Regions from separate parts of the Homo sapiens genome. Here region 1 is linked to region 2. A link is a loop called in an ENCODE intact Hi-C map of the cell type or tissue named here. Cell type or tissue: OCI-LY7. All regions are shown on one strand. Links, peaks and the distances in the headings refer to the core of each region. The heading gives the core; the rest is flanking DNA.

The links. A loop is a pair of places that touch in the nucleus more often than their neighbours do. Peaks named below come from ENCODE experiments on the same cell type or tissue, not always from the same donor. Only the 100,000 strongest peaks of a DNase experiment are listed, where the experiment ranks them.
Region 1: a loop joins it to region 2, with 4 times the contacts of the local background. A loop is called at or near these places in 2 of 110 quality-filtered maps.

The regions. Positions count from the first base shown.
Region 1 is chr10:49,045,240-49,061,755 of GRCh38, reverse strand. It overlaps VSTM4 (V-set and transmembrane domain containing 4), which reads left to right. Exons shown (of 8, transcript NM_001031746.5): 6 at 13,172-13,278; 7 at 14,712-14,773. Among named protein-coding and RNA genes, the nearest start is that of VSTM4, 62 kb to the left of the region's middle. RefSeq lists a silencer at 4,653-4,839 and enhancers at 8,119-8,228, 8,239-8,338. In OCI-LY7, for the core only: no CTCF peak of the experiment used is centred there; DNase peaks (open chromatin) are centred at 8,115 and 8,465; H3K4me3 peaks cover 2,380 bases; H3K27ac peaks cover 2,743 bases.
Region 2 is chr10:49,127,206-49,143,721 of GRCh38, reverse strand. FAM170B (family with sequence similarity 170 member B) reads left to right here and starts at 9,701. Exons shown (of 2, transcript NM_001164484.2): 1 at 9,701-9,915; 2 at 11,370-12,568. The coding sequence starts at 9,804. The coding sequence ends at 12,109. FAM170B-AS1 (FAM170B antisense RNA 1) reads right to left here. Exons shown (of 6, transcript NR_038973.1): 2 at 7,641-8,066; 3 at 2,355-2,469; 4 at 634-792. In OCI-LY7, for the core only: CTCF peaks have their summits at 7,642 and 11,191; DNase peaks (open chromatin) are centred at 7,641 and 9,221; H3K4me3 peaks cover 2,465 bases; H3K27ac peaks cover 3,098 bases.

The sequences.
Region 1 (16,516 bases), core at 4,845-12,844, 82 kb after region 2:
GTAGATTGAAAGTAAAAGGATGGAAAAAGATATAACACACAAACAATAAAATAAATCAGGTGTGGATGTACTGTAGCTGATAAGATGTACTTCAGGGCAAAAAACCTTACTAGAGGCGAAGATGGACATTAGATGATAAAGGCTCAATCCATCAGAAAGACAAGTTTCCACATGAGTACAAGTCAAACAACAGAACCACAAAATTTAAACATCAAAAACTGAAAGAACAGAGAGAAGAAATAGCTAAATCTATAGTTTTGGTTAGATCCTTCAATTCCTCCCCCTCATCTACTGATTGACCTGCTGTAGATAGAAAATTAGCATGGTTATTGAAGATCTAAACAACACAATCAACCAATGGTGCCCAATTGAGACAGATCAAACACTCTAACCAACAGTAAAAAAACAATTATTTTTTCAAGGCTCCATGGGACATTCATCAAAATAGACCATATCCTGGGCTGAAAAACAAGCCTCAACAAATTTGAAATAATTGAAATAATAGAGAATGTGTTCTCTGAGCACAGTGAAATCAAACTAGAAATTAACAACAAAACGACTGCAGGAAAATCTCTAAATGTGGAAACAGTTTTTTGTTGAAAGTGACACACTGATTCTAGATTATATATGTACATTTTAAAAAATAACAAAGTCAGAGGACTTACAGTTCTTCTGTCCAAAACTTATTCTAATGCTAGAGTAATGGAGACACTGAAGTATTGATATAAAGTATATAGATCAATGTAGCATAATTGAGAGTCCAGAAATAAATCCTTATATTTATGGCCAACTGACTTTTGATAGAGATGGCAGGGCAGTTCTAAAGAGAAAGCTTTGTCCTTTTGACAGACAGTGCTGGGACACATGGGTATCCATATACAGAAACATAAACTGAGACCCTTGTCTCACATTGCCTCCAAAATTAACTAAAAATAGATCTTAGACCTAAACATAAAAGCTAAAATTACAACATTTCTAGAAGAGAACAGGAGAAAATCTTTGTGACCTTGGGTTGGGCAAAGTGATACTAAACACAGAATCCATAAATGAAAGAATTGATGTAATTAAAAACCTTTGCATTTCCAAAGACACCATTAAGAAAATGAAAAGATAAGTAAGCCCCATATTTGCAAATCAGATAACCGATAAAGAACTTGTTCCTAAAATATATAAAGACCTCTCACAACTCAATAATGAGGTGACAGATAACACAATTAAAAATGGGCACAAAAGATTTGAGCAGATATTTTCCTAAAGAAGATATCCAAATGGTGAGCAAGTACATGAAAGATGTTCAGTGTCATTACCTACTAGGGAAGTGCAAATTAAAACCACAGGTGATATCACTATACCCCCATTACAATGGCTATAACTCAAAAGACAGACAATAGCAATTTCTGGCAAAGATGTGGAGAAATTGGATCTTTGTACATTGCTGGTGGGAATATAAAATTGTGCCACCACTTGGGAAAACAACTTGATGGTTTCTTAAAACCTTTAAGTTACCCTATGACCCAGCAATTCCGCTCATAGGAATCTATCCAAGAGAACTGAAAGCATATATCTCATGAAAACATATATGCAGTTGTTCATAGCTGCTGTGTTCATGATAACCAGAAACCAGAGACAATCTAGATGTATCCATCAACTTGTGAATTGGAAAACAAAATGAATATATCCACCCAGTGAGGTACCACTTAGTAATAAAAAGGAACACACTGGGTATGGACCAAAGCATGGATGAGCCCCAACAATAGTAAGTGGAAAAAGCCAGATACAAAAAATTACATATCATATGATTCCATTTGGATAAAATGCCTAGAAAAGGTACATTTATGGAGACAGAAAGGGGATTAGTGGTTTCCTACAGCTGAGGGTGGGAGTGGGGATTAACTATAAAAATACAAGATGGAACCTTTGGGGGTGATAGAAATGTTTTAAAACTGTATTGTAGTGATGCATGAATCTAAAAGCTATTGAATTATACACCTGTGATCAGTACATTTTATGGTACGTCAACTATGCTTCAATAAAACCATTTGTTTCTTTTTTCAAGCATATGTCCCAATAAGGCCCCCAAGACTAGGGTGATTCTGGCATTTCAGACTTGGGTAATGGCTGGAGATTGTCAGAGCTGTGGATGATCAGCCCGCCAACATGCTCAGGATTTGCTTTCTGTGATGTTTTTGTCTGGCCTTTTGTGTCTAGCAAGCAGCCTCTGGCTACTGGGGCCCCTCTTTTTTCCCTTACAGTTTCCTCATTCTGAACTGGGGCTGACTGAGGCTGGAAGTACAGCAAGGATGTCATTCCAGCCTGGTGGACATTAGAGTTTGATCTCCCCTCAGCCCTGGGATAAATGAGGTCAAGATGACCGCAGAATCTTGTTGAAAGGCTGCCTCCTTCTCTGCCAGCCATGCTGGGCACTGTCAGGTTGGTTGGGTGTCTGAGTGGCAGTTCTCCCTATGAGCAGTCTCCTGTTGGGTCAACCCACAGATTTGCCTCTAGAAAGCCTGCATTTACTCTACCTCCATCCCAGGACCCTGCTAGGGCCAGGCCTTGACCCATAAACCTGGTAGTCAGCTCCTGGCCAACTTTGCATTCATTTTCCCGATTAGAACCTCAAGCCTGTTTGACTTAGTGCAGCCCAGACTGGCCGCCAGTGCTAGTGAATTGGTCAATTCTTGCCTTTATGCCTGGCTTTGGCCTGAATTGTGCTCTGCCTCTGTAGCCCAGGCAGTTCCTCCCGTCCCTGTTGTGCCAGTAGCTCCCAGGTCCCAGCACCCTCATCTGTCTGCCTGCTCTGTGCTGCTGCCATGGGCAAATGGGGCCCTGGGTCTTAAGCTGTGATCAAGAAGAATGCCCTTCTCTGGCTTCTGACCATTTCTTCCTAAGGGGGAACAGACAAAAAGCACAGGGTCAGGAGAAGATGCCTGGGTTGGAAACCCTCAGGCAGGGGAGGGGAAGGGCCTCCGGAAGAGACCATGTGCTGGCTCTGAGGCTGCGGTCACTGAATGAGGGGCCTTGCCAAGTAACTGGGCCAGAACCTGGAGACTCAAGGGAATTCCATGACTTGCTAAGAAAAGTTCAAACGGAAGGAAAATAAATCTCATCTTGAATGTTTATTGTCCCTGAGGTTGTAAATTGCTGTCTCTTGGAGGGGTGGCCCTGACCTTCAGGAGTGGGAGACTGTTCCTTTCCCAGGGCAGAATGCTCTGAGGATGCAGAGCAGAGAGCAGGGCCTGAGTAAGCGTCTCAGGGATCTGTGAGGTTCAATGTGCCCTTCCCAGGGAGGACAGCCCTGAGAGCAGCTCAGCTGGAGGATATAAAATTGCTCCAAAATTCCTGGAAACCCGGAGTGAAAACGAAATCCCCCCAGTTGCACAGAGCTGTGATGCAGTCCATTCTGCAATGACTCTCCAATGGATCCAGATGCCTTCTTTCCTGCAGGGCAAGGAAAGTTGTGAGGAGGACTGAAGGGGCACCACAAAGCTAATGCCCAGCCAGGATGTCTCCTGGCCTTTTGCTTCATCTCTACTTACGGGATTGAGATAATAAAGTACTTGCCAATGAGGGAAGTTATAATGCAGCAATGAATGGTACAGAAAGTCAAGGCAATGGAAGGAGAAGCGGCAGGGTATAGATATGGAAGCTGAGGATGGCTGCAGAGACATTGCAGCCCCCTGACTTCGAGAGGTCCAATGGCCTCTCATTAGAGGCATCTATTTGCAAAAGCAAACCTCACCAAAATGAACAGGCTTTACTGTGATCAGTTGTAGGGTCAGATTAATCAGTTCTTTCAGGGGCTTTTCTGGGACACATGTCAGAGTCAGGTCATTCTCCTCCTGAGTGAACCCTCAGTCTCAAAGAACACCAGAACTCTAAACAGACTTATGCTGTGCCCCAGCCATTTCTCACTGTTGTTTGCTTGGATTTTAACTCACATGCATGCTTGTGCCCTCCCTCTGCCCACATCCACCTGAGCAAGCAAGGTGGTGAGGATGGGGGCAGTAGACGCAGGGACGGGGTCTCCCTGGCCACCTCCCTCCCATGCTCCCACGGTCATTACTACCTTGTCATGTCCCCACCGCATCCAAGCACTCAGGCCCAGTGTCCTTCTTCCACAGCCCTCCAGGCAGGGGTGGGAGTGGGGAGGGCAGGCCTGTGAGATGGGGGTGGTTCCTGGCATAAAGAATATGCACCTGGATTCCGACAGCTTCAGTGTCAGGTAGAGTTGTGCCACTTGGCAGCTTTGTGAACTTGGGCCACTTACTCAGCCTTTCTGGGAATGTTTCATCCTCCACAGCAGGCACAGACTTGCCTGTTGTCCCTGTCGCTAAGGGTTTCCATAGGAATTCAATGAGAGAACAGTGGTCGTAGACTGGTGCAGCCCAGCTCTTTACTGGATTTATGTCTTATTCTCAGAAAAACTCTGCAAGGCACAGTTGGTTTCCTCAGACTAAGAGCATGGATGAAACTGCCAATGATTAGACCAATGACTAGCCCTCTGTCATTTACAAACCTTCTGAATCCAGGTTATGGCTTGGATGTTTGTTCCCTTCAAATCTGATGTGGAAATGTAGTTTCCAGTGTTGGAGGTAGTCTTGGTGGGACGTGTTTGGGTCATGGGGGCAGATCCCTCATGAATGGCTTGGTCTGTCCTTGTAATGAATGAGTTCTCTCACCTGATGAATTCACACGAGATCTAGTTGTTTAAAAGAGCCTGGCCCCTCCTCCGTCTTTCTCTTGCCCCCCTCTCGCCGGATGATATGCGGGCCCCTCCTTTACCTTCCGCCATGACTGGAAGCTTCTGAGGCCCTCACCAGAGGCCCAGAAGCAGATGCCAGCACCGTGCTTCCTGTACAGCTTGCAGAACCATGAGCCAATATAAACCTCTTTTCTTGATAAATTACCCAGTCTCAGATATTCCTTTATAGCAACACAAATGAACTAATATACCAGGTGACAGAAAAGACGGCTCAGAATGTCTTGTCCAGGGAGGAATCTTGCAGCTCACTTAACTAGGGATGCTACAGTGGGCAGGTCTCAGGGCAGCTCTAGCCAGAGGGACACAGGGTCATCAGGGTGGTGGCTTCCAGCCCCTGCCCTTCTCTGGGAAGTGCTGTGTCTAGGTGGTGATGAGAACCCAGGCCAGGCAGGCTCCCCTGGGCAGGGACAGGTGCCAGCAGGGGTCAGCCCACATGCATCCATCCATGGCCTTTGTGAATGAGTCATCTCTCTTCCTAACCAGCAGGCACAACCCGGCAGTTAGTGGAGCAGCCTCCAGCATGGACTGAAGCTGAACAGGGAGTGGGGTCTCCCACCCAAATACAGCCTTACCCCTGGCTGAGCAGATGCTGAGGAGTCACCTCTCCCTGCCATTATTACTAGGAGCCAAGCCTGCGACCCTGTGGAGCACCACTAAAGTATCTCCTGATCTCACCAGCTAGTGTAAAAAAATGTTAGCACAAACAAAAACGCCAGCCTGGCAAAGTCTCTGCTGTGGACTTCATGAAGCCAGCAGGGAAATACAAAGGAAGAGCTTCCCTCGCGGCTGCAGGAGCTTCTTGTGGCTCTAAGGATGAGCTTCTTGGGTGATGTAAACCATTTATTGTAAAGGTCATGGGGGCACTGTGGACAGGGAGATGGCTTGGCAAATACCTCACAAAGGAGTAGCATTTATTCTAATGCTGTGCAGAGGATGCATGCAGAAATGTCATGGAGCAGATGCAGCAGAGAGCACAGCTTTGCAACCCGCAAGGGTCTGGCATCCTTTCTGGGTGCATAGGCACTCACTTGGGTTGTAGAGAATACTGCCTTGTCCTGCTTCCGATTCAAGGACTCGGAGAGCATTTTCTGTGGTAATAATTATGGATAATACTGCCAGTAAGGTCATGATAGGTGACTCCCTGTAGGCACTTACTGTGCACTAGACACAATTCTATGTGGTTGGCTCATGTCACCCACTTAATGGAAAAGAATCATTTCAAAGGGTCCCTGTGAGTGGGTGGCACCATTCATCCATCTTGAAAGTGAAGTTCTGCAACTTTTAAGCAGCTCCTGGCATATGGAACCAATTGACTTTGTGTGTTTCAGTGGCAGGGAAAGCTGCTGGAGCAAGTTCAAAAAGCCTAAGGCAAGACATTAGGAAACTCCCCCTGTTTGCATGAGTTCTTGGCCTTTATCAATGGCAGCTGACCTTGGGGAGAAGGGGTATCTACAGTTGTTACTATTATTCATTTTACTTTAAAAGATGGCAACGAATTGCCACCATAGTTGTGGAGACCAATGCCCCTCCTTCAAGATTCTGCACATAATGTTCTGGGCATGGGGTTATGGGGTGGCGAGTGTGCTGTGTGAAATCTTGGAAGGAGGCCATAGAGCTGCTTGGAAAGAAACGGATGGATCCCTCCCTCCATCTGTGTCAGACATCTTTCTTGTCAGAACCAAGATAGGCAGGAAGACAGGAAATACATGGACGTTTCTGGAAGTAAAATAATCAGCTGAAGCGACACCTTTCAAAGATGTGTGGAGCAAGAAGAGCTCAGGGGGCCTGGAAGGATGTTGGGAGGACTGGAGCCAACACAGCTCCATTAGCTCCATGCACTAAGGGTTTCTGAATGGGGATCTTTGGCTTGACGAAAGCATTTGACATCCCTAGGTGTCCCAGTTCAGACCACAATACATCCCTTTGGAGTGTGACAGACAGCTTTGTGCCCAGGAGGAGGGGCATCTACTCATTCAAGAAGGAATAAGATTGAACAGACCTCAAAGAAGTGTTTTGATTTGTAATTCGTATGTCCGGGTGCAAAGATCGCCCTGGGCCAGAGGAAGCACCCAGCATCTTTGAGATGGCTGGATTTGTGAAAGTCCCTTGGCTCACACAGTTCGCTGCACCTCCTGCACATCCCAGAGAGAGACTATATTAGAAGGACCATTTGATGGCCCAGGGACATTAAAGGCAGGGGTGAGGACTCCTGATGCCACATGCACTGTGGTTCAGCACAAGTTGCTTTGACCTCACATTTAGTTTTGAAAGCAGAGTGTGGCTGGGTGCATGCTTCTTAGTTATAATTATGTTTTTTGGTGGAATCAGCTCAGTTTATGCTGTTCCTCCTGCATAAACTGCTCCCCGCCTTCTGCTCCCAAATACTCTTAGTGCTAGAGGCACAAAATTCCCAGCTGGCTAGCCCACCATGCCCACCTTCATTTTGGCAGCTGACATCACTTGTTCCAGACGATTTCCAGGCACATGCCCCCTTCCTCCTCTGCGCTTCCTTCTCAGGATGGCCCTGGGTCTTAGGCACCAGCCACACCCTCAGTCCCCAAGACCCCACTACCTGGGTTGGCCTCTCCTCCTCCCTTTGGGGCAGGAGTTTGAGCAGCTGCAACAGTGCTGTGGGTTCCCCACGCTGAATCTAAATCAGACTTGAAATGCAGTAGAATGTTAATGTCTCCTTCTGGTACTTCTCTTCAGGGAGATGGTTTAAACTGGGAGTAGCCACTGTGGCTCTGGCTCTATTGACCTTGTTCCTGTTCCAGTGTTCTTGTTATCTGTTATCTGGGCTGGGTCCTGGGTCCTTGCTTCAGGGCCAGAGGAAGCAGGCCAACATGGATCAAGTCCCATGTCCCCTTCTCAGCTGGTGACTTTTGAGAAGGACCTGATCTCTCTGAGGCCCCATTTTTGCAACAAGGAGGGCCAGAGGTCACGGATACCAAGCTCTTTCCACAGTGCCTTGCATAGGATGGACACAAACATAGCTGTTACTGTTGTTAACTTTAGTTTCTGAAAAATATGGTTGCTCAGAATTTGTTCAATACCTTGCAAAATCTAGGTTGGCTGCTTTGCCTGGTGTTCTGGAGTGGCTGCCCATCGCTCAGGAATGCAGCCTCTCTCATGACCTGCCTGGTCTGTCCTGCAGCGGTGCTTTCCAGCACTGCTCTATTAGTGGGAGGGCAGCTGTCAAGGGGATGTCATGCTGTAATATCCTGGGCAGGAAGACTTTCTGATCAATGTCTAAGTTGAAACTTGCAGCCCTACTCACTGGGCTGAAACAAGGGCACCATGAAATACCCAAGTGGCAACATCATCCTCCCTGGGTAGTACCATGAAACGTCTACACTGCACCTGTACCCTGGAGACTAGGGTCAGTTGCTATTTAGCTGTTTCACACCCCATCTAATTTAGGCTATGCTCTCTCATCTGACCCTCATAACTTTGCAAGAGAGATAGCCAACATACACCTCCCCTTTTACAGATTGGTGGGTGGAAGCCCGGGGAAGTAAGTGACTTGCCCAGGGTCACCTCTCTGGTCAAAGTAGAATCAGCTTTAGTGGCCTTTTGACCCCTGTTCAGCACCTGTTCACTCAATCCAGCCGCTGTGTGTCATGGAGCAAAACTGCCAAGCCTTTGTGGGACAGAAGCTCCTTCTGGCAGGTGGCCAGGCCGGAACCTGGTACATCTTACAGCAAGGCCTCTGCACGTGCGACATCCTGCCTGCCCTTGTTGGAGGCAGAAAAATAGCCTTGCTCCACAATGAGCTCCCACAAATAGCACTTCTCTCTAATCAAACAGCTCTCTAATTTAGAGGGAGTTTCCGGGCGGGCCTGTTTTCTGTCTTTCTTGGTTTGACTCACTCCAACAAGGCTTGCTCTGTTGTGTCAGAGACAAAATATAGCCCTGTTCCAACCTGAGATGTCGAATAACTTTTCTTGTAAGTTAATCATAAGGTGGACTTTCCTTGCCAAATATTCCGACCAGTCCTGCTGGCTCAAGGGGAGAAACAAGATTCTGAGAGAGTGTCTATCCTATGTCAATGTGGTGATTCATTGTCTAAATGAGATCAAATTGTCGAAATATGAATTAAAATTAAATTTAGTGCAGTTTTACTGTTTTGAAGGAAAATTATGATGACAAAGCAGGTGTTCTCCACCTTAAGGAAATCCCTGAACATAATGTTATAAGTGCACAAAAATGATGTTCCAGAAACTTCCATTTTATATTAAACAGTTAAAAAAAATCCAAAAAGAGAATAGGAAGTGGAAATATTATTTGATTCTACACCGTGCAAGGTGCAGTTGGGGAGACTACCCAAGTTTTGAGGCAAAAGAAGAAAGGAAAATGTCAAAAGATTTTAGCAAAAACAAATTAAAAAACTGCATGGAACAAAAAGCCAGAATTCAAAGGGAATTGGGAAAAATATTTTTCAATAAATATGTCCAAATGGTGTAAAAGTTGCTTGCAAACCTGTAAGAAAAGCTCAAGATCCTAAATCAAGAGCAGAAATCAAGAAAATCCTAAATCAAGATCCAAAAAAAAAAAAAATCCTAAATCAAGAGAAGGAGCTATCCTTCCATCATAAATGAGAAAACTCCTTAGACAAACATGGGAAGTGTCCATTATCACTAGAAATCAGAGAAATGCAAATCAAAAAGGAATCAGCTTTTTCTTCATTAAATGAGTCATTTTAAAAAAATTGACAAGTGGTGTTAAGGAGGGTGACGTAGGTATTCTCATTTGTTGAGTGGCATAGCTGTGGTGTAGTACTAACTTGTCAAAAATCATTTTGACAGTAAGTATTAAATAGCCTTGAAAATGGTCCTTTTCCATGACCTGGTAATTCCAGCTTTAGAAATTCAACCCCAAAATGAAAGTCTAAGAATAAAAAACCATTATGCACAAATACATTTTTAGCAGTGTCATTTCTATATTAAACTGAGAAAGAAATGAGATCTTTAGATGTTAGGGAAATGGCTAAGTAAACATCGGCTTATTTCCTCACTGGAATAGTATGAGAATATAAATATGAAAAATTTAGATTAAGTAAATTAAGAATACAAAATTATAATATAATATGATTTAAAAAACACTATATATGAACAAGGAAGGGTTGAAAATTTGTATCTACACACAAAAAAACTGCACATGGATGTTTATAGCAGCTTTTTTCATAATTGCTAAAAATTAGAAGCAGCTGAGATGCCTTTCAGCAGGTGAATGCATAAACTGTGGTACATCCAGATGACAGAATATTACTCAGTGCCCAAAAGAAATGAGCTATCAGGCTGGGAGCAGTGGCTCATGCCTGTAATCCCAGCACTTTGGGAGGCCAAGGCGGGTGGATCACCTGAGGTCAGGAGTTCAAGACTAGCCTGACCAACATGGTGAAACCCCCTCTCTACTAAAAATACAAAAATTAGCTGGGCATGGTGGCAGGCACCTGTAATCCCCGGTACTCGGGAGGCTGAGGCAGGAGAATCGCTTGAACCCGGGAGGCGGAGGTTGCAGTGAGCTGACATCGTGCCATTGCACTCCAGCCTGGGCAACAAAGAGAGACTGTCTCAAAAAAGAAAAAAAAAAAAAAAAAAGAAATGAGCTGTCAAGCCATGAGAAGTCACGGAGGAAGGGTAATTGCATATTGCTAAGTGAAAGAGGCCAATCTGAAAAGGCTATATATTGTATCATTCCAACTCTGTGACATCCTGGAAAAGACAAAACTGTGGAGACGTTAAAAGATCGCTGGTTGCCAAGGGTTAGGGTAGAGGGAGGGATGAATAGGCAGAGCACAGAGGATACTTGGGAGTGAAACTACTCTGTATGATGCTATGATGCTGGGTTCATGCCAGTATAAATTTGTCCAAACCCATAGAATATACTGTACATCAAGAGTGAACCCTAAGGTGACCTGTGGACTTTGAGGGATACTGATGTCTAATGTCGGTTCCTCAGTTGTAGCAAATGCCCTACTCTAGTGCAGGATGTTGATCATGGGGGAGGCTGTGCATGTGTGGAGGTGGGGGCTATAAGGGAAATCTATCTTCCACTCAATGTTTCTGTGAATGTAAAACTTCTCTAAAAAATAAAGTCTGTTTAAAAGCAAAAGCAAGGAAGAGGAAAAAGAGTGAAAATATTTATGAAGATTGTGTTTTGGTTATGACAGTGTTATTTTCTTTGGTTTCCATGCCTGTAATTACCCTTTTTAAACACGAGCATGCATTATTTTATATTGGAAATAAGAAATAGGCATTTCAAGAGTTTATAAAACTACAGAATGAAGCTGAACATGTGGTTGTATATGTAAACAATTCTGAGAATTTAGGATCCCTTGTTTGCTATTGTTGGTCAAAGTTTTGTAAATTCACATTCTTTTTGGCTATTTGTGAATTTACACAATTGACCCTGTACTCTAAAGCTATGACCAGTTAGAATCTCCGTTCCCAATAAAAATAAGGCATCTTTGGGGAATCTCAGTGGGAACTGTATTCTTGGAATTTATCCCACAACGTGTGATTCAGTTTTTACTTATTTTTATATATCTAGGACTATTATTAGAATAGCCTATCTCTTATTACCCATGTGTATATTTATTTGCATTTAATTATAAACATATCCAGTAATGATTCTCCCTGTCCTGTCTCACATCTGTTTAGTTCCTTAGCACCCCCATTCTAGGGAACCACTATTTTTAAATTCTTGTGAATATTTCTGGAGCTTCTTTATGTATGTGTAAGCAAATGCTAATATATATTCTTATTTCCCCTTATTTTTATGTAAAAGTGGCACATTTTATACATTGTCCAACACCTAGCTTTTCCACTTAGCAATGCATCTTTCCTTATCAGGACACACGTAGCTTCTTCGTCTTTATACAGATGACCCTATGCACGGATTCACCATAATCTACTCAACTAGTCCCTGCTGATGGAAGATGAGCTGTCTCTAATCCATAGCTATTATAAACAGTGCTGTAATAACTGATCTTATGCACACAACATTTCCTACATGTGCAAGGATATCCATAGAACGAATTCCTGGAAATGAAATTGCCAGGTCAAAGAGTCTAAGCGCCTGTAATTTTGATAGATGTTACGAAATCATTCTCCATCAGGAAAGATCACGCTGCTGCCAGCAATACTTTTGAGTGCCAGATTCCCTGCACCCCTACCAATAGTGCTTTGCCTCACATTTGACTGCAGCCATTTTGATTTGGAAAAAAAAAAAAAGAAGTCAGTATACTTTAACTGGAATTCCTCTGTCCTGAGGGAGCTTTAGCATGTTTTCATGTGTAAATGAGTCTTTCCTTATGTGTAAAAACTGCCTGTTTCCAACCTTCTTTTATTTTGATGATTGGGTCATATTTTTATGGATTTCTAGAAATTCTGTATGTATTAGCGAGATAGCCTCTCTTGAGACCTGGACTTACCTAGCTGGGACATGTGCCTGCGGACAAGAGATTATAAAAGGTACTTCCCTCTGGATTACTGGAGCGAATAGGAAGCATTTGCAAGAAGATGAATGGTCATTCAAGAAAGTTTGCGAACTCCAGCCCATGAGTAGCACCGAGAACAAGTTTCATATCGGAGCAGTGTATGTTTGCAGCTTTCCTATTTGCTGCTTACCAACAATGTCACTTAGAGCAATCATGTAGCCTATTTAAGCCTTGGCCTTCTTACCTGTAATGTAAAAGGCTTATCTTCCCGTCCCTTTGGCTTATGGCTAACACATATTAAGAAGCTGATACTGCAGTAATTACACAGGGTCAAGGTAGTTGGAAACACTCCCAGCGCTCCTCAAGGTGAGCTCCCTTCACCTGTCCTAAAGGTAAAGGTGCAGCAAGAGAAGAAAGCTCCGGCAGTCACAGGGGACCCCAGACACATCCAGGTGCAGCTCCCCAGAACCCTTTCCCAGGTGATGGGGAGATGTTTGCCTTTGGATTATGAACCACAGAGGTGTGTGCAAGGAACCTTGGTTTTAGGGAGCTGAAGCAGAAACTTCTAGTGGCATAAATAATACCCCACTGGTGATGTAGCCAAGCCAAAATGTGTAATCAGTTAAACCAGGTGTCAACCATCAACCCATGCATCCCTAGGCAATGTACACAAGCTAACGCTGGGTCCCTCCAAGGAATTTGGGACTGTAAACAGCACATTCATTATAAATCACCAACTGGCTCAACTCATCCTTCTTATCTTGGCCAAAGATCAGTACCAGACTTCCAGACCTCCCTGGAGATGAGCACAGAGTGTTTCCAGTCTACCCATATGATAACCTTCCCTTACACAGGTACACAGGGAGCACTCAGAAACTATTGGAAGCTATTGTGGGTTTTTTTTTTTCCTTTCTCTTTTGCAACAAATCTGCCTTTGGTTTCACTGGAAACTTTTTCTTCTACAGCTCAGGGGAGACTGTCACTAGCGTGACCAGCTTGGCCCCACTACAGCCCAAGAAGGGCAAGAGGCAGAAGGAGAAGCCTGACATTCCTCCCGCAGTCCCTGCCAAAGGTAAGGAGCTGGCCTGCAGTTTCTTACCTGGAAACTATCATTATTGATCCCTGTGGGTCTGGGGTTCCATGTTGGATTATGACAGGGAGCGTAGGCAGATGGGGAATATGACATGACATTTAATGATTATGTAGTCTGGACCCCCACCTAGATTCTGGGCATAACTGGTGCTCAACCACCTCAGCCGTTAGCCCAGTACTTGGGTTGGGGGTGGAGTTGGAGGAGGAAGCAAGGGCCTAGCATAGCTTTAGCAGGGGGAAGATCAACATCCACAGATGATTCCAGATTATGTTTCACTTTGTACTATTAAAACATGCCACACATGAGGTGGGGTGGTGGGTTGGGATGAGGAAGTCTTCTTGGTTCATTCAAGGGAAGAAAAGCTCTCTGAATTTTTAAAGATGTCAACCAGGTGTGAAATTTATTTCACAGTTGCTCTGGGTATAAAATGACGGCTATCCTGTGATTCCAGTTATGATTTAGAGCAATGTAAGTGAGGAAGATAGGTGTTTCTGGAGGAAAGAACTGCGAGAGTATTAGGAGAACCAAGACTGACTATAGATAGTTCCTAAAATAACTGGTCAATTTAGGAGATATTCATACCTTAGCAAATTTGAAATGTAGTTGGGGGAATACAAGGGTTGCCCAAATGAACAATTCTATTCCTCAACTGCGGGCTTTGCATGCTTCCCCTAGGGACACATCAAGCCCTGTGGGGAAGCCTGTTGGTGAGGCTGAGCACACATGGAGTGGAAAGAGGGCTGGAGGGTGTGGTTGTACTGCAGGGGGATGAAAAGCATGGACCTGGGAGGGAAGGGAGTAGAGAACGCCTGCCTGGGCCAGGCATCATACTGCTCGATGTCGTTCATTCCACAGTAGATATTACCCACCCTTACTAAAGTTGAAAGTGAGACTTAGGTACGTGGTAGAGCCTGACTTTCAATGCCAAGTTCAAATCCTAAATGGTTCAAGATTAGTGACATGACACCGTGGGAAGGGCCTCACTTTCTTTTTCTGTTAAGTGGGGACAATAAGACCCTCCCTGATGACCTCACAGGGCTGCTGTGAGGTTCAAGAGTCATTGTGATCAGCGCTAGTGTGTGGGTAGGACGGAGTCTCCCAGGGAAGGTCCCAGCTTCAGCCTTCACTGGGTGCATCTGGTTCACACCTGCACACCTGACATCCATGTAGCTGGCAGAGTTTTATGCAGAGTTGTTTTGTTGACCTTGCTGAGGGAGACGACAAAACGTTCAAAGACTAGGGGAGGATCACGCCCGCCGAGGGGCACTTGCTGACACCTAGATCAGAAAGTTCTTCCATGGGACCAGGAAGGGGTATGAGACCTCTCAGAATATGTCCCTGATGCTCATAATGTGTGGCCACTAAGTGTTCTGGGAGGAACTGCAAGCTAAACCCTTGACCTACTTCCACAGCTCCGATAGCCCCCACGTTCCATAAACCGAAGCTGCTGAAACCACAGAGAAAAGTCACGCTGGTAAGTAACCGTCTTCTGTATTCCTATCATACCTTAAGCCTCAGACACAACTCAGATTCCAAAACAGTGCCTTTATTAACTCAAAACATACAGAAAGTTTTAGAAACTTTTGTCCCCAAACAAAAACATTCTCTATTCTCAGATGCCAGCTTTTGAGTCAGCCTTTCTCCATACTTAGTTCCCAGAGTAACTCTTTAAAAATCCAAATAGTTTATATTATAGATGCTCTGTTTCAAACGGGAGAAAAGCCATACTCAGAAATTTATAAAATAGAAAGTGGACCTGCTTGCATACCTTTACCTGATAATTACTCCAAAGATACTGCTGCACATGTTTTCCAGAAAATATGTCATAGCTTTTGATTTTGAACAATTTTAGATTTACAGAAAAGTTGTAAAGCTGGCACAGAGTGGTCCCATGTACCTTCATCCACCTTCTCTTAGTGTTGGTTTCTTACATAGTCATGGTACATGTGTCAAACTAAGAAATTAACATCGGTTCATTGCTATTAACTACACTTCGGGCTTAACCAGATTTTGGTCTACCTGCTAATGTTCCTTTTCTGGTGCAGGATCCAAATCCAGGATCTCACATTGCATTTAGTTGTTACATCTCCTTGCTTTCCAACAATCCAAGACAGATTTGCAGGCTTTCTTTTTCTTTCTTGGCCTTGACACTTTTGAAGAGTAGTGGCCAGTGATTTTTTAGAATGTCCCTCAATTTGGTACTCTCTGAGGTTTTCTGAGCATTAGAAATGGGGTGTATTAGTCAGTTCTCACACTGCTATAAAGATACTACCCAAGACTGGGTAATTTGTAAACAGGTTTATAAAGAGCTTTAATTGACTCACAGTTCCTCATGGTTTGGGAGTCCTCAGGAAACTTACAGTCATGGTGGAAGGGGAAGCAGGCACATCTTACATGGAGGCAGGCGAGAGAGGGTGTGTGTGAGCACAGGAAAAACTACCATTTATAAAACCATCAGATTTCATGAGAACTCACTCGCTTGTCATGAGAACAGCGGGGAGGAAACCACCCCCTAACCCAATCACTTCCCTCCCTTGACACCTGGGGTTTACAATTTGAGATAACATTTGGGTGGAGACACAGAGCCAAACCATATCATGGGGTTACGGATTTGGGGGACAAAGAGCACAGAGGTGGAACTCCCTTCTCATTGCATGGTATCGGGGCACATGACGACAATATATCTTGTTAATGGTGATGCTCATCTCAATCACGTGGTTAAGGTGGTGTCTGCCAGGTTTCTTTACTTTGAAGTTACTATTTTCTCCTTTCCAGACTCTATTTGTTAGAGGCCAGTCCCTGAGTCCAATTCACATTCAAGGTGAGGAGAGTTGAGCTCCACCTCCAGAAGGGAGGCATGTCATGAATTTGTGGATATGTTAAACCCACCACAGTAATTAATAAAAATCTTAGGGGAGATATGTTAAGGCTTGCAAATATCTTGTTTTTCCTTGAACTTTTGCCCACTAATCTTGCATTCATCAGTAGATTTTGCTTGCAGCAGATTTTACTATGGTGCACTAAGGGTGATTTTCTATTTCCCTTAATCTTTCTAGATGTATTATTTGGAATTCTTCTATAAGGAAAATGGCCCCCTTTTTTCATTTGTTTATTGTTCACTAATTCCTTGATATCAGTATGGATCCGTGGATATTTATTTTTTAGTTTTTAACTACATAATTATTTATTTTGTTGTTAATATTATTCAGCAGTTAGT
Region 2 (16,516 bases), core at 4,414-12,413:
TGCATGTTCTAGGTTTTATATAACTGGGATTATTTGGTATATGCTTATAATCATAATATTGTGAACAGATTTTCCCATGTGCTTTATTCACTACATTGAATTCCATTGTTTAGTTGTTCCATAATTTACTTAACCTAGGAGTTCTCAAACTCTGGCAGGCACCAGAATCAATCCAGGGAAGGCTGATTGAAACACAGATTGCCAGGCCTCACTGCAGAGTTTCCCAACCAGCAGGTCTGCCTGGTGTGGGGCCTGGGAATTTGCATCTCTAACAAGTTTCCAGGTGAGGATGATGCAACCAAACCAACTTAGCCCAACCTCCACCTCAGGCACTTAGGTTGCCTCTGAGTTCACTCCCATAAACAATGCTATATTGAACATGGGCTGATGAAAATGGGCTAATAAAGACACAGTTTTAATTTATTAAGGGGTCAATTTCTAGAGGTAAGATTGTCAAGACAGATGGTACCATAGGTTTAAAGTTTTTGCTACCTATTGCCAGAACATTAGTTTCAATTTATTTTTCCAACAGGGGACACCAGTTCTGGACCTCACGTTGATTTAATTCTTGTTTTTCTAGTGAGAAGTGCCCACCACATCTAGCTAATGTCACTGAAAAAGCTAGGTTCCCACCTTTAGAGCTCTGTGAACCCAGGAAGCCCCCTCATCTGTTTGAGGCTCAGCTTCTTCATTCATTAAAGGGGAAAGAACACTGCTCTGCCCACCTGTCTGGGCTGTAGTGAGAATCATGAAATGATGATGGAGCACCCTTCCTAAATTGCGACTTGTAATCTGAAAGATCAAAATAAACACCGCTGTATCAACTAAGACAGACACCAAGGTTAAGGAAACAAAGTTACCTACAGGTTGGTTCAGGGCCTGGCTGGCATGAGTAATCTCTATATTCCTATGGCTCCAAACTCCCTAACAATGGTGCTATCAGACCCCTTCCAAGTCTTATTTACAACCCAGTCACTACAACTCTGATTGGACAGAGGATGCCCTTACCAACATTCTTTCTTGATAAGCAATTGCAGACCTTAAGCCATTTTCAGCAGCTTACAGAGGCTGTGCACAAACTGTCTTTGTGTCATATGGTTCACCTTTTGTCATAAAAAGCCAAATTCTACTTCTTTTAATGCTAAAACCCTGCCTCAAAGTAAACATGGGATGTATGTGACATACATGTTTACCCACTGTGCATGCACTTGACTCTCCTCATAAATATGTACAGCTTTTCCCCCAAACCTGCTGCATACATAGGATACCAGCCTTGTGAGCCGTGAAACCCAAATTGCCCTTCCCCTCTTCAAAGACAGAGCATCTTGGTACTTGCCAGAGACTGTCTCTTTACAGTTCCCCAACTGCTATCACCAATAAGGATCTCCTTTTCACTATTTAGTGATCCTGGTGGTCTTTTGGACGACAGACTCCTGTGCAGGTGGGAGGGTTCTGAGCATTTCCCTGACCAATTAAAATGCAGCCCATATAATGGGAACTGTTCTAGAAAGTTAGCATTATTGGGGAACAGGTTGCTTGAGAGTTTATATTCACGGCCACACTGTTAGCTCAGGTCATCTCCTATGGGAACCCCCAGTAGTGTGATGGTAAATATTCAACCACTTGCTCCTGGCCGGGGAGGGGGAAGCCCCTGGTTTTAGCCTTTGCTTATTACCATGGTGTAAATACTCCCACCAAGCCCTCTAACAAGCTGCCACTGTGTCTTAAAATGTAGTAAAATAATTAGGATGTGGAGTGTTTGAGTATTTATTACTTTCATGTTTAATATAATTTATTTAATTATAAGTTTATACTATTTTTAATGTTGATGATGGCTGTGTTTAACAACTGGCTTCAAAGTTCTTGAAAGATTTAACAACTGGTTCTCATTAGCCAGTACCAGCTGGCCCCAGCACACTACTAGATGCCCCTCTTGGCCATAAACTCATTAAAAATGCAAGTCACTATGCCATTCTTGTGGAGGAAAGGTTATACTGGTTATATTGACTTTCATTTTTTACATGTGACTGAGGGCTACACATTGGTAATCTGACTTAGTTTGATTCCAAATGTTTGGCACTTATATTTTAAAATAGTCCCAGGCTTCCCGAGGATTGAACTTTGGGGTCCTGCTAAGACATCTGGTGCTCACACCACGCAGCCAAGCTCTCCAACACACATCTCCTGTGGAGACAGGCCTTGCAACGTGGGGGAAGTAGGCTTTGTTTCCAGAAGCTCATCAATGAGGTCTTGAGAGATCAGTTTCCAGTTGCTGCTATTTTGCCTTTTAATTTTCTTGGTTTGGCTTTATTGTGATAGATTTAATTTGCTGTGGGTTGGGTGGTGGAACCTACCGTGTTACTGCTCCTGGTCGCATCACTGCCATTTGTGGCCTGAAATTTCCGAAGAAGCCAACTTGAATATGTGAATTCATTGTGGTTCAGATAAGAGCCATTTACACCGCTTTCACTAAGGCAGAAAACAATAGAAAAAAATAACCTTTTGGCTTGTTTGGTGATATTTTACCGTAATGTATCATGACCTGTGAATTTGTGCTACATAAATAGCTTAATAAATGCTGTTTCCAATAAAGTAAGAATGTATTTGCTGAGTTATCTTCAAAACAGGAAATTGTTTCAAAGACATGAATCAAAATTTAAATATGCAGATGCTTATAGTCTTGTCTTGCAAAAAATAATTCATACTTTCTCCCTTCTCATCTTTGTCATATTTGTTGAATTCCTGAGAGCCAGGGTGGATTTGGGACGGCTTCTGAGGAGAGCTGCCTTTTCCTTAGAAGGGAGCCCCAGCTGACTGCCTGTTTCACACTATGGCTGGCGGGTCTCTTTCCTCCCCAGACATGGATGGTCATGGTGCTTGCTGGTCAGGTGGGAGCCACACTGCTCGGCCATCTCTAGCCACTCCCTGTTGTGCTGTGGATGTGCCAGATCTCAGTTCTGCCCCACTAAAGTTATTGCCTCTGTGAGATAGTCACGTGAACATGCTGGCACTTGGAGCAGTGGAGGATTGTTTGAACCAGTCCTCCATATTAGAGCAAAGCTCACAGAACTAGAGCAAATCTCACAGGCCTGGGGTGTGGTGTGTGTGTGTGTGTGTGTTTGTAATGTTGGGGGTGGGGAGGTGTGGTGGGGATGGCAGATGGGGTGTTGGAAACCAATGTCCCAGCCAATGTCCAGCCAGTCTCACTGCACTGCAGGGGGGCATGACTGAATGGACTGCTTCCCCTCTGGCTGCTAAGCCTTGGCCTGGGGCCTTTCTTGGGAATTTTCCTGTGGGAATTTGACATGGCCTGATCCAACCTTCCCAGAAGTTCTCCACCCTATGCATACTTTATTCCAGGAGGGCCAGGGATCCATTCAAGACTTTGGGTGCTGTGCGGGAGAAGGGACAGTTGCTGGCCTCCTCAGGACACTGGGATTATCCATTAAACAACTGCATCATCTCTCTGCAGGACAGGCTGGGAAGAAGCATCTTCAGCCATGCCTTTGAAATAGCTATTCCAATTGTGGGGATTAAAATAAGTCATCCCAGCTCTGCTCAGGAGTTTTCTGTGAACATATTTTCTGCTTTCCAGCCACAGACATCCATTAGTCTTGGATGTGGGCTAAAAGGAACATGGAATCAAGCACAGCACACTTTGACGTCAAGGTGACTCACTGTCAGCCTCTGGGTCCTGGGTTCTCACCCTCACACACTTAGACATCAAGGTGACTCACTGTCGGCCTCTGAGTCCCCGAGTCTCACCCTCCAAGTCAGAGCTGTGCCATGCTGCAGGAAAGCTGGCCCAGTAGAAGACAGGAATGGCTCCTGAGGGCTGTGTCCAGCGTGGCCTGTGGCCAGCCCATTTTGGACATAGAGAGAGAGAAGACCCCTTTCCCTAGAGCTCCCACCATGGCTCTCCAAGAACATACACAGGATGTGGCCAGTGCTGGGATCCTGTGGGATCCTGGGATCCTGGGTCACGTGCATGGCATCCAGCAAGGAGTCTTTCCTCTCAGCTGAAGCTGCCCTTCCAAGGAAGCGTGTGTTGGAAGAAGACACTTCTGCATCCCACAACCTTGTTGAACATTCACAGCCCTGCTGGGCCAGAGCTGAGCAAAATGCAGCAGGCTCCAGGCCAGGTGGGGCTCTGGGGCCTGGAGCACAGCCATGCCATGACTGAGGACCCAGCCCCAGGGACCAGCCCCCTCCTGGTTCCCTGATGAGAGGGAAGGCCTTGGCTATTTGTGTGGGCACTCTGAGGTGAAGGCCAAAACCCGAGACAGCGCCAAACAAACCCACCAAAGGAGCAGCCTGTTATTATGTCTAAAGAAAAACAAAAGCAAAACTCCCTTTCCTATTTGCTTGGGGGAGCTGAAGAAGAGTCCTCCGGATTACATTTCCCTGTGGCTGAGCTGAGCCTTCTGTGGTCCACTGACTCACTTCTTTTAAAATAGTTACAAGAAGCAACAGAAAATAAACCCAAAAGATAGTACTTCCCTACCCCACTTCTCAGTTTGTCTGATAGCTTTTGGCACTTTCTCTGCAGCCCAAGCACACAATGAGGTCATCCCTAAGCCCTGAGGACTGACCTTCACTGGGAAAAATTCCCACTCTGAACACCACCAACCCCACTCCATGCAAACCTGCTGCGCAGCATCCGGGCAGCTTCCCACTTCTCCCCTGCCCTCGGGTGTTAAATCTGATAATAGGATAACTTTGGGAGGGTGGCAAGGCACCTGCCCCCTTAGAGGGGCCCCACTTTCGGTGTGGAGAGAAGAGCAGGATCATTGCCCGTTTGCAACACCTTTACACAGTGGCTCTAGCCACAGAAATGCCATGATTAAGACCGAAGCACCACCCCTTGGCCAAATGGACAGATTATTTCTGGACTCCCATGGACCCCAGAATGAATGATGTGATTCTCCCCACAGCCCAGATTGGGGCGCAAGCCAAGCTCTGGAATTAGAAGTGAAGAGAGACATGGCCTCTCTGCTTCCTGCTGTGGCTGTGGCCACTTTATTTCCTGTTAGCCTCCTCAGCTGGGAAAAACAGAGGCTGGGAAGAGTAGGTTTTGGAAGAAAAGTTAAGAGTAGAAAATATTCCAGGCCTCTTGGATGAGGTTTAGGGCTCGCATGCAATGTGTGCAATGAGCTGGCCAGGCGTCAGAGCTCCAAGAAAGTGCTGCGTTGGTCCTTTTGGGGGTTTGCACACCAGCCCTGCTGGCTGCAGCAGTGAGGCGCAGAGGTTCCTGGCAGGGCTGGAAAACCCACTGGAGAGTGGCAGGGGGATGGGTGGGAGCCCTTTGTGGGTGGTCTCAGCTGAACATCTGCATGGAGCAAGCAGAGCGGCTGGGGCAGAGGCTCTTCCCATAGACGGAAACAGCCAGAGGCCATGTGAGTGAGGAGGACAATCGCTCACCATCTGAGGGGCTTCACTCCAAACTAGCCCCAGGGAAGTAGCCCATAGGAAACATCAGAGCAACCTGGCCATGCAGCCCTGCCCCCAGGCGTGAGATGGAAGCCACTTCTCTCCCAGCTTTCCCACCCAAGGTTCATCAAACCCCTCTGAAGTGCCAAGCTCCCTATCTCTAAGGAGGGTTCACAGTGTATAATTTTTGAGAGGATTAGGAAGAACGTATATAGATTCTGGGTAAAGAAAGACCCGACTCAAGGGACTTTGGAAAACATCGTTTGGATCCCAAATTGTAAAGCTTTTGCCTTTACAAAAGCAACCGTATATAAACATTGCAATCTAGTAAGTTGTTTCCTATGGGGTAAGAATGGGAACCATCCTCCCAAGTTGTCCTGGGAAAACCACAGGGCTCACCTGGCCCCCAGGTTTCCCTGACTGGGCCAGGAAGAAGCACAGAGCACAGATGCTGGTTAACGAACTAGCTCACTAGAACATATTTAAATATTACAAGGGAAAATCAAAGTCCATTGAATTACCATGCCCTGTAACAAATTGCCCCAGAAACTAGTGTGTAAAACACCTTTTCTTATGCTCACAGTTTTCTTATGCTCACGGTGGGTGGGGAATTCCAGGAGGGCTTGTCTCTGCCTTGTGATGTCTTGGACCCCAGCTGAAAGACTTGAAGTCTGGGAAGCAAAATTATCTGAAGGTTCCTTCACTCACACATATGGTGGTTGATTGAGACCTTTGCTGGGGCTGCTGCCTGGAACACATCTATGTGGCCTCTCCATGTGGCCTAGGCTTCCTCACAACATAGTGGCTGAGTCCAAAGGAGAAGGGAGACAGAACCAGGAGGAAGTCACATCTTTTATGATCTGGCACTGACAGTCACAAAACATCACTCCTGTGCATTCTGTTGATTGAGGCAGTTACAAAATCCACCCCAGTTCAGGAAGAAGGACGCTGTCGTGTTATCAGAAGAGCATGTGGGTTGTGATATAGATTGGTTTGGCCATCTTTGGAAAATTTGGTCTCACACAGCCCCACCTAATCTTTTTCCTCTTTCTTGAGGTCAACACTGTTTTCTCTTGGGTGTGATTATTTTCAGATCTCCTCTGTGCCTTTTGATACATAGACAATATAGAATTTGGTCAGTGCTTTTGAGGGAGTATGTTTGATTTTTACATAGGTGGGGTCATCTATCTATTCCTTGTATCTTGTGTTTTCATTTAACATGAATTCACTTATCAGTATGTATAGATCTCTTTCTTTTTATCGTGGTGTAGTATTCCACAGTTTGATTATGTTGTAGTTTCTTTATTTTGATGGATCTTAGGAAAGTCTCCTGTCTTTATTTCTATTATACACAATGCTGCAATAAATATTTCTCTAGGTGCTATTTTATGCACATATCATGTAATGTGGCTGTTCCCTAGGAAAGAGATGATAGTAAACTGCTTAGGAAGTGCCTGCCCACTTTTAATTCTAATGGGTACCACCAAACTTTTTGAGAAAGTTAAGGTACACTGTTCCAACAGAGAATAAAAGTGTTCATTTCCTTACGTCCTCACCAGCACTGGGTATTGTCCATCTTTTTAACTCTTACCTATCTCATGGGTGAAAAGTGCTATACTGTATACTACACATTTTTAAGTTGTAGCTCCCTTATTACAGTAGGACTCAACATCTTCTCATATATTTATCATCCCTCTGCATTTCTTCCCCTGGAAACTGCTTGCTCATTTGCTTTTTTTTCCAGTTCCACTGAAAAGCAGAGGAATGCAAATTGAAACAGTGAGTTTTTTAAAGCAGTGAAATTAGAAAAGATGACAAAGTTTCTCAATGCTTGCGAAGACTAATATTGTTTAAGTTGAGAAAAAGCACCTTGTAATTACAAATGTTAACATATTTTCTTTCTACACATTTTTCATTAAAGCGTAAGCTCTGAACCATTATGAAAATATTCTTAATTGTTTTACATGAAGTGAGACCAAAGTTGATTCAAAAAAATAGCGAATATAATTTTTCAGCATAATTTGTTGGCTGAGTCTCCTTTCCTCCCAGACTTGCTGTTTACTTTGCCGCTTAACAATTCTCCATGATGTCATCTCTCTCTGAACTGCCTTCCATCCCCCAATGACCTACTTATTTTCTGTGCTGGCTGCCCCCTCTTGTTTTTGTAAGGCAAGTCTTTGTATTTATTTGTTAAAAAAGGGTGCACTTACACTATTTCCTCTTTTAGCCAGGGGACGTAGTCTTCTGTTTAGGTCAGGCGTGACTTTCATGGCTCAGTAGAGCACCGTGGTGTCTTCCTCCACACAGTGGCCTCACATTCTAGAGAGGAGGGTATTCCTCGGTGCTGGGTGTGTGGGGGATGTTGATGTTGCTTGTGGAATATTGGGATTATTTTCAATCCATCACCTATCTGAACTGTTTAGTATTTGGGATTCAAAGGAATAGAGTTGATGAGACTGACCAAGGGTGGGAAGAGATTAGCCACAGAGGGAAGTGGTAAGAAGCTTGTTGGAGGAAATGAGTGAAGTGCCAGCGTGTTGCAGAGCAGAGAGATGGCAGGTGAACATTTTATCAGGCTGATTGAGGCTGAAGCGTGGTTTGTGCAAATGGAGAAGGAAGAGGCAACTCCCAGAGTCCTAGTGGGAGAGAACCAACCACCCTGGAACTGCAGAGATCCAGGGAGCACAGAGGAGGCAGCTCCCAGAGGGAGTAACGCCTTTTTCAGCCCAACGTGTTCATCAGCTATTTACTCATTATTTCCTGAGTGCTTGTTAATATGTAAAACATTGATCTAGACACTAGAGATATAATGAGGTGGATGGAACGAAGGAAGTCCCTACCTGCCTAAGCTTACATCTAAGGAGGAGAAGACAGATACAGGTAAACCCATGAGATACACACACAGACATTATATACAGCCTAGGGTGGTAAATGCTATCATGGAAAAATAAAGCAGGGTAAGGTGACAGAGAGTTGTAGGGCCAAAGAAAGCTCTTTTCCTGGGGGTGCCAGGCAGGCTCCTCTGACCAGGTGATGTTTCAGAGGAGACCGGAAGGAGAGAGAGCCACACAGGAACCTAGGGGAAAGCCTGGAACAGGCACAAGGAAGAGCAAGTGCGAGAGCCCAGAGCCCGTGAGGGGAGGATGCCGGGCATGTCCGGGAGCAGTGAAGTGTCTGGAGTCACAGGAACTGAGCAAGGGAGTGAGTAGAGGAGAGGGGAGGGGAGGGGTGGGGTGGGGTTGTGGAGGGTTGAGGAGCTAAACAGGGTCAGCGTGGGGACGTAAGATGGGGGAGAGAAGGAGAGATTTTCCACACTGGGAAGCAGGGTCATTTTATGTTGGCTGCTGACTGTATGTATGTGAGCCTATGTATGGTTAATTAATCTGGCATGAATTTGTGTGCATGTATGTGTGTGTGGTTAAGTAAATATGTGTGTGAATTTGTATGTGTGAGCATGTTATGTGTCTATGTGAACACACGTACATATGTTTATGTTACTGTGTGTGCCATATGTGTTCCAGCGTATATGTGTGTCTGAGTGATCATGTATGCGTTTCTTTGTGTGTGAGTGACATAGTATGGACATGTGTCCCCTTCAAATCTCATGTTGAAATTTGATATCCAATGTGAGAGGTGGGCGTAGAGGGAGGTGTTTGGGTGACGGGGACAAATCCCTCATGAAGGGCTCAGTGCCACCCTCGTGGTAAAGAGTTCTCACTCTTAGTTCTGTGAGAACTGAGTGTTGAAAAGAGCCTGTCACTTCCTCCACTCTTTCTTCCTTCCTCTCTTACCCATGTGATCTAAACACACCTGCTCCCCTTCCCCATTTGCTGAGAATGGAAGCTTCCTAAGGCCCTCACCAGAAGCAGATGCTGGCACTATGCTTTGTGTACAGGCTGCAGAAACATGAGCCCAATACACTTCTTTCTTTTATAAATTACCCAACCTCAGGTATCCCTTTGTAAGCCACACAGATGGACTAAGACAGCGGTTCCATGCATGCTTAAGTGTATACAAGTGTCTCTGTGTTTATGTGTTTGTGTTTTTATGTGTGTCTAAGGAGTTAAGAGTATGTGTGTTTTGTGTTTCTGTGTGTCCATGATAATACACAAGACAGAAAAGGAGTTCCCATGGGGAAATGAGAACATGTTGGGAAGCCTCTCCTGGTATCCAGCCTCAGCCTCTGCCCTCGCCATGGGTCACAGAACAGACCAGTGCCATCGATGAGGTCACACAGTAGAGCTAGGATCTTAGCGACCATGGGGAGCTCAGTGTCCACTCTGGCTGGGGCCAGCTGGAGGCCTTCAGTACAGCCCCAGCCAACTCTCACTGAACAGCTGGAGCACCGACACCCTGGGCACTCATTTCAAATCATGAAATGCTACTTCACAGATCACAGGGGAGAACAGTCACCCACCGATGGGACCACCCTCAGCTTGACCAGCCCTGAGTCCACTGAGGAGAGTGTGGAAGTGTTCTGGCCAGGTAGGTGAAAAGAAAGGCCTGGAAGGTCAGCCAGCTGTGCTCCCTGGGAAGGAAGCCCTGATGGGAAGGGACAGTGCCAGGTTGCCTCCTGATACTGTTACCAAATGGTTGTGTTGACCATAAACATAGATGTGGAGGGAAAGGAAATTGATATTTATGGGACACTTGGTGTGACTGAGGCTGTTATGAGTATATAAGGTGTTTTCAGGGGATATGAGAATGAAAATGTAAAATGTTTATAATTATGTATTTATTTTAATGTGTATTTGAGAAAACAACACGTCCATCCTGTGATTTCAGCAGTGAAATAAAAAATTCCTTTATAACAAAATGATGAAAGTTAATCTAGAACATCAATTTGAAGACCGCGGGGACGTGTCTGTGGGCAGCACCTAAGTGTCACACCAGCTCTGGGGGCCCAATGGCTCCACCACTCATTCAAACTCCATGCCTCTCTTTCCTACTCTGTTGAATGGGAATCCTAACAATATAATTTCTTAGGGTTGTTTTGAATATTAAACTTGGCAAGCACTTCCATGGCAAGAGGGACACAGTAAGTGTTGAAGGAGATAGTGAGATGCCCCCTCGGGAAGGTGAAGACAGGTCACAAATGTTGAAGAGGATGGTGGGTCTGGGTGGCTTGGCCAAGGCACTTTGCATGTGTTGTTTTTTAAATGGGCTTTACTGAGGTGTCTTTTATGCACACAGACTTCAGCAATTTTAAATGCACAATTTAAAGAAGTTTGACACATGTACATTTGTGGAACCACCAACACAGTCATGATAAAGAAGATTTTTCAAAACCCCTAAAAGTCCCCTTGTGCCTTATTATGACCAGTCTCCTCTCACCCCGTCCCCAGCTCTGGGCAACCACTGAGCTGTTCTCTGTTGCTAAAAATTTGCCTTTTCTAGAATGTCATCTGAATAAAATCATATACGACATGGACTCTTTTTTTTTTTTGTTCACATTCTCTTATGACTACATGGCCTTTTTAATTGGCTTCTTTTATTTAGCATAATGCATTCAGGATTCATCCGTATTGTTGCACGTCTCAGTGGTTCATGGATTTAACAGGTTGCATCATATGGATACACCTCAGTCAGCTTACCTATTCCCCAGTTGATGGTCTTTTGCTTGGTGATTACTCTAATACATTATTTGATCCTTATCATCATATCCCTAATGTGTATATAACTCTGTTATTCACCATTTAATGGTCTTTCTCAGTTGAGTCAAGGATTTGGTGATTGCATTCATACATTATTCAATCATTACCACACCCTATGAAGCAGGCATTATCACCATCTTCATTTTTTCAGGAAATGGGCAGAGGGGGCGGTGTTTGCTCAAGAGCTCCCAGAGCCTGTACCCTTTCAGAGTCTGCGGCTCCTGAAGGTAGATGTGGCATTGATCCCTTAAAGGGCACTGATGACAATGTCCTTCTGCTTCTCAGGGACTATACAGAGAGAAGGGTCGTCCCCACGGCCGGGGCCTGCCATTCCCCGGGAGGAGGGCCTCTACTTCGCTGCCAGGGACCGGGGGATGCGGGACTGGAGCAGCTCCCCATCCTCAGAGTCCTCCGAGTACCAGTCCTACTCCCAGTACCAGTCGTGCTGCTCCTGCATGTGCGATGAGGACAATGCTGCTCCGCAGAGTGTGTGTGCCTTCTACACGCACGTGCAGACTGTGCGGGGTGTGGCTGTGGCCTGGGAGACGGAGGCCGGCTTCGAGCCGGTCACCAGGAAGCCCCGCATCCATGAAGCCCAGTTCATCAAGAGGCAGAGGTGGAACGGCTCCTCCTTCGAAATGGCTTCCAACACCGATATGCGCTGGGACCTGGAAGCCTGCAAGAGCAACTGCAGCCCCGAGCCCGAGGACATAGACCTGCTGGAGTGCTGCCTGCAGGAGCTGCGGGAGCCGCCGGACTGGCTGGTCACCACCAACTACGGGGTGCGCTGCGTGGCCTGCTGCAGGGTCTTGCCCTCCCTGGACGCTCTGCTGGAGCACGCCCAGCATGGCATCCGGGAGGGCTTCAGCTGTCAGATCTTTTTTGAGGAGATGCTGGAGAGAAGGCGGGCTCAGGGCCAAGCACATGACCAACAGCTGGAGGAGGAGCAGAGTCCTTCAGACAACAGCGAATGTTCCCGGCCCCAGGGTGAGGTGCTCTCAGCACAGCAGCAGGAGAAGCAGTGAGCCAGAGGGGAGATACCCAACCCTGCCCTCACCTCCAGGGCCTGGGACTGCTCCTTCCCCAGCCAGCAGTATCAGAGCCACTAGGGCAGGGAGAGAGGACCAGGGTCAGGGGGAAGGAAAGGCATGGAGTGTAGAGCAAGGAGGGCCAGGAGACTGGAAGGAACCCCCTTCCTGCCCTAGGCACAGCATCTCCACCAGAGTCCATTTCAAAACCCAAACGAGAGGGCTTTGAGTGTTTCTGATGGCAGGCACAACATCTGAAACCCACAAACGCATGGCCAGAGGGATTTCTATTTTTGCCGGTGGATCAGGCAGGTCCACACTTGCTAAGTATATGTGGGTCACAGGACAGCCAACTGCAAATTACTCTCCAGCCCTATTTTTTTCACTATTACAAATCTGTCATATGCCCTAGTTCTATGTCTTATGTTATTGGGATTAAACTTGAATAACACAAAATTGAATGCAGTGACTAACTGAGTGAACCATGCTGTCATATTGGACACATGGGAAGTTGCCATTTCCATAGGTTACAAACTAGCAGAAACACCTGGAGACAGGCAGCTTCTCAAGGTAGAGCAGGAGGCTGGGGATGTCCTTCTGACCTATGAGTTCATCTATGTCAACTATACATTTTTAAATGGTGCCATGAAATTCATCTTCATCCTTCTCCCTGTCTCAGGGGGCTGTGTTCATTCAAGAAAAATTAATTGTGGACCACTGTGTGTTTGAGATGCTGATGGAAGACATAGTCCAGCCTCTGTTGCTTCCAGTGAGAGACAGTTAGAATGGGCAATTGCAAGGCAAGGGGATGAATGACATCAAGGAGGTTTGGGGAGCCTAGATGAGGGGCCCCAAGTTCAAGCTGTTTGATCAGGATAAAGAACTTTCCAAAAAAGATGATGCTCCCGGGGGCTTAAAGGAAAAGCTAGACCAGGGTTCCTCAACCAGCACTGTTGACCCTGCATGCTAATTATTTGCCGCGGGGGCTGTCCTGTCTGCTGCAAGATGTTTACTGGCATCCCTGGCCTCTACCCATCCGATTCCAGCAGCATCCCCTGCCCCACAGTTGTGAAAATCACAAATGTCTTCAGAAATTAACAGATGTTCCCTAGGGACAAAATCACCCCTGGTTGAGAATCACTGAGCTAGACAGGAACAAGGCTGTGAGGAGAAGAAACAGACATGATACATTTGGGGAATTGCTAGCTACTTCATCTGGCTGGAATGCTGGGGGTATTTGTCTCTCATATAATTTATAAAGATGTGCCAGACATTGAAGTGGACATGGGGAATAAGTGAACAAAGGGAAAAAGGCAAACATGGATGCTGCTCTGTGGAGCTTATAGCCTGAGGGCATGCATGTAAAATAATTATGAAAGTTCCCATTTCATGACCTAAAGGGTCCTGTGTGGCCGGGCCTTTGCTACTTTCTCCACACCATGTCTTAGCATTCTGTGCCTCACTCACCATGCTCCAACCACATGGGCCCCTTTCTTTCCTTAAAGGATTCAAGTGTTTCTGCTTCAGGGCCTTTGCCCTTGCTGTCTTCCCCAAGTAGAACGCACCCTTGTCTGTGTCTCTTCTGGCTGTCCCCTTGCTCATCTTTGAGGTTGCAGCTTAAATATCTCTTTTTCAGAGGGTCCTTTCCCAATCACGCTGCCTTAGCATATGCCTTATTCTAAGTGTGGATGGTTTTAAGAAGTGACATGATCAGATTTGTATTTTAAAAAGCTCACTCCACAGTGTGTGGGATATGGATTGGGATAGCAGCAAAAGAAGAAGATGAGAAGTGGAGAGATCAATTAGGAGGCTGTTGAGGAAGTCCAGGCCAGGAATGGTGGTGACTTGGACCAGGCTATCCCAAGCCAAGAAGGAGAAGAATGGATGCCTTCAAGACTTATTTGGGGAATAGAATCCAAAGGCCTTGGGGAAGGGTGCAGGTGGGGGTAGAAGAAAGGGGTTTGTCATGGTGGATTCCCAAGTTCCTAGGAGGAGCAAATGTGGGTGGCTGTGCATTAACTGATATGGGGAAATTTGGAGGGTGATTTCCATATGAGTGTGTGTGTGCCAGTGTTTGTGTGTGAGCATGCATGTCTGTGTTGGACATGCATATCAGCATGTGTCTGCACGTAGACATACAGGCATAAGTGCTGGGAGGCAGGTGACAGAGGTGAGTTGAGACATGGTCAGTTCTAAATGCCAATGGCACATTTGAGCAGAGATGTTGAGTGGGAAGTTCATGTTATTTAGAAGATAAGTCTAGATTGGAAATGTAAATGAGAAAGTTAACTGCAAATAAATGGTACCATATTGAAAAACCACAACAGTGGATGGATGACACTAACTAGGGTGCTGGGGTAGAGTTAGGGTGAGCCCTGTGAAGTAGGGAGGAATGGAGTGAGGAGCATTTCTTAGGAATTTTCTTCAAAGTCAACAAAAATAAGAAAAGATAATTTTCAGGAGTGGTGAGCAGTGTCGAATGCTAAGGAGAGTTGGAGTGAGCTGAGGACACAGCGCATTTCATTTGATGCACGAGGTTGCTGACAGTTCTGAGGAGAGCAGTCTCAGCAGCTGGGAAGGGCAGAGGTCAGACGGGCAATGTTCAGCAGCAGACATGAAGCAAACTGCTGGAGGTAAGCATTGGACATCTCTGCAGGCAAGTATGATTAGAAAGGAAAGCAACAATGGTTGTAGCTGGACAAAGATGGCAGAGAGACCAAGTTTATGCCAATGGAAATGATCCAATAGAAAGGAAGAGACAGATAAGGTGGAAAAATGGGGAAATCTAAGGAGAGGAGCCAAGCAGGAGAGAGGGGGCTGAGCTGACATGGAGAAACCGGCCTTGAAAAGGGCGGCTCCGAGCTCCTTGTTGCATGCAGATGGGCAGTTAGTCACATAGGGCTTTGGGGTCAAAATTAGGGAACTTGACCATCCATCCTGAAAACTACAAGGAGCTCTGGAGAAATCTGAAGTCAGATTTGCGTTTGTGAAGATCACTCTGGCGAAAAGGGTCAAGAGTGGATGACAGCCAGCATCGTTGGTGACAAGGGGTTCAGCTAAAGTGTGGGTGGCAGGGTGAATTCAGGGGAAATTTAGAAGATTGAACCATAAAGTGTGGCTAGTGTGTGATGAGGATGGTGAGAGGAAGGAATCCAGAATGACTGCTAGGGTTTTTTTCTGGGTGGCAAAATGTCGGAGCCATTTGCAGACAATAGAGAAGGAGAAGGTTTGCTTGGGATGCTGATAAACCCACCTTTGAACAAGCTGAGCTTGAGACAGAAACATTCAGAAGGGTGCTACTCGTAAGGGTGTGGAGCTCAGAAGAGAGATCATCTGCCTGTATGTGGTGAGCTGTGGCCATGGTGCTTTCCATGGGCTTCATGTGGGATGCATTCCTTCTGCTGGTGCAAGTGCAGCAGGAAGCCATGAGGTCATCTTAGAAAAGGCATCAGAGGTGGGGATGATAACTTAACAGCCTTCTAAAGGTGCAGCAGAGGCCACAAACCTTTTGAATTTGGTGTGAAAGGAGCTTGAGGATCAGCAGGAAGTAAAAACAGCCCCAGTTTTATGAAACTCTTCTCGGAAGAGCTATCTGGTGTTTGTGGGGGCTTCATAGGCAGGTAAAGTCCAAGGGACACTGTAAGGGAAGGAGAGTCTCCTGAGCCAGAAATAGTGAGTACTAATGAGGAGAATAGTTTTATTTTTATTTTTATTTATTTATTTTTTAATTTTATTATTATTATACTTTAAGTTTTAGGGTACATGTGCACAATGTGCAGGTTAGTTACATATGTATACATGTGCCATGCTGGTGTGCTGCACCCATTAACTCATCATTTAGCATTAGGTATATTTCCTAAAGCTATCCCTCCCCCCTCCCCCAACCCCACAACAAAGGGAATATCACCACAGATCCTACAGAAATACAAACTACCATCAGAGAATACTACAAACACCTCTACTCAAATAAACTAGAAAATCTAGAAGAAATGGATAAATTCCTCGACAAATACACCCTCCCAAGACTAAACCAGGAAGAAGTTGAATCTCTGAATAGACCAATAACAGGCTCTGAAATTGTGGCAATAATCAATAGCTTACCAACCAAAAAGAGTCCAGGACCAGATGGATTCACAGCCGAATTCTACCAGAGGTACAAGGAGGAACTGGTACCATTCCTTCTGAAACTATTCCAATCAATAGAAAAAGAGGGAATCCTCCCTAACTCATTTTATGAGGCCAGCATCATCCTGATACCAAAGCCGGGCAGAGACACAACCAAAAAAGAGAATTTTAGACCAATATCCTTGATGAACATTGATGCAAAAATCCTCAATAAAATACTGGCAAACCGAATCCAGCAGCACATCAAAAAGCTTATCCACCATGATCAAGTGGGCTTCA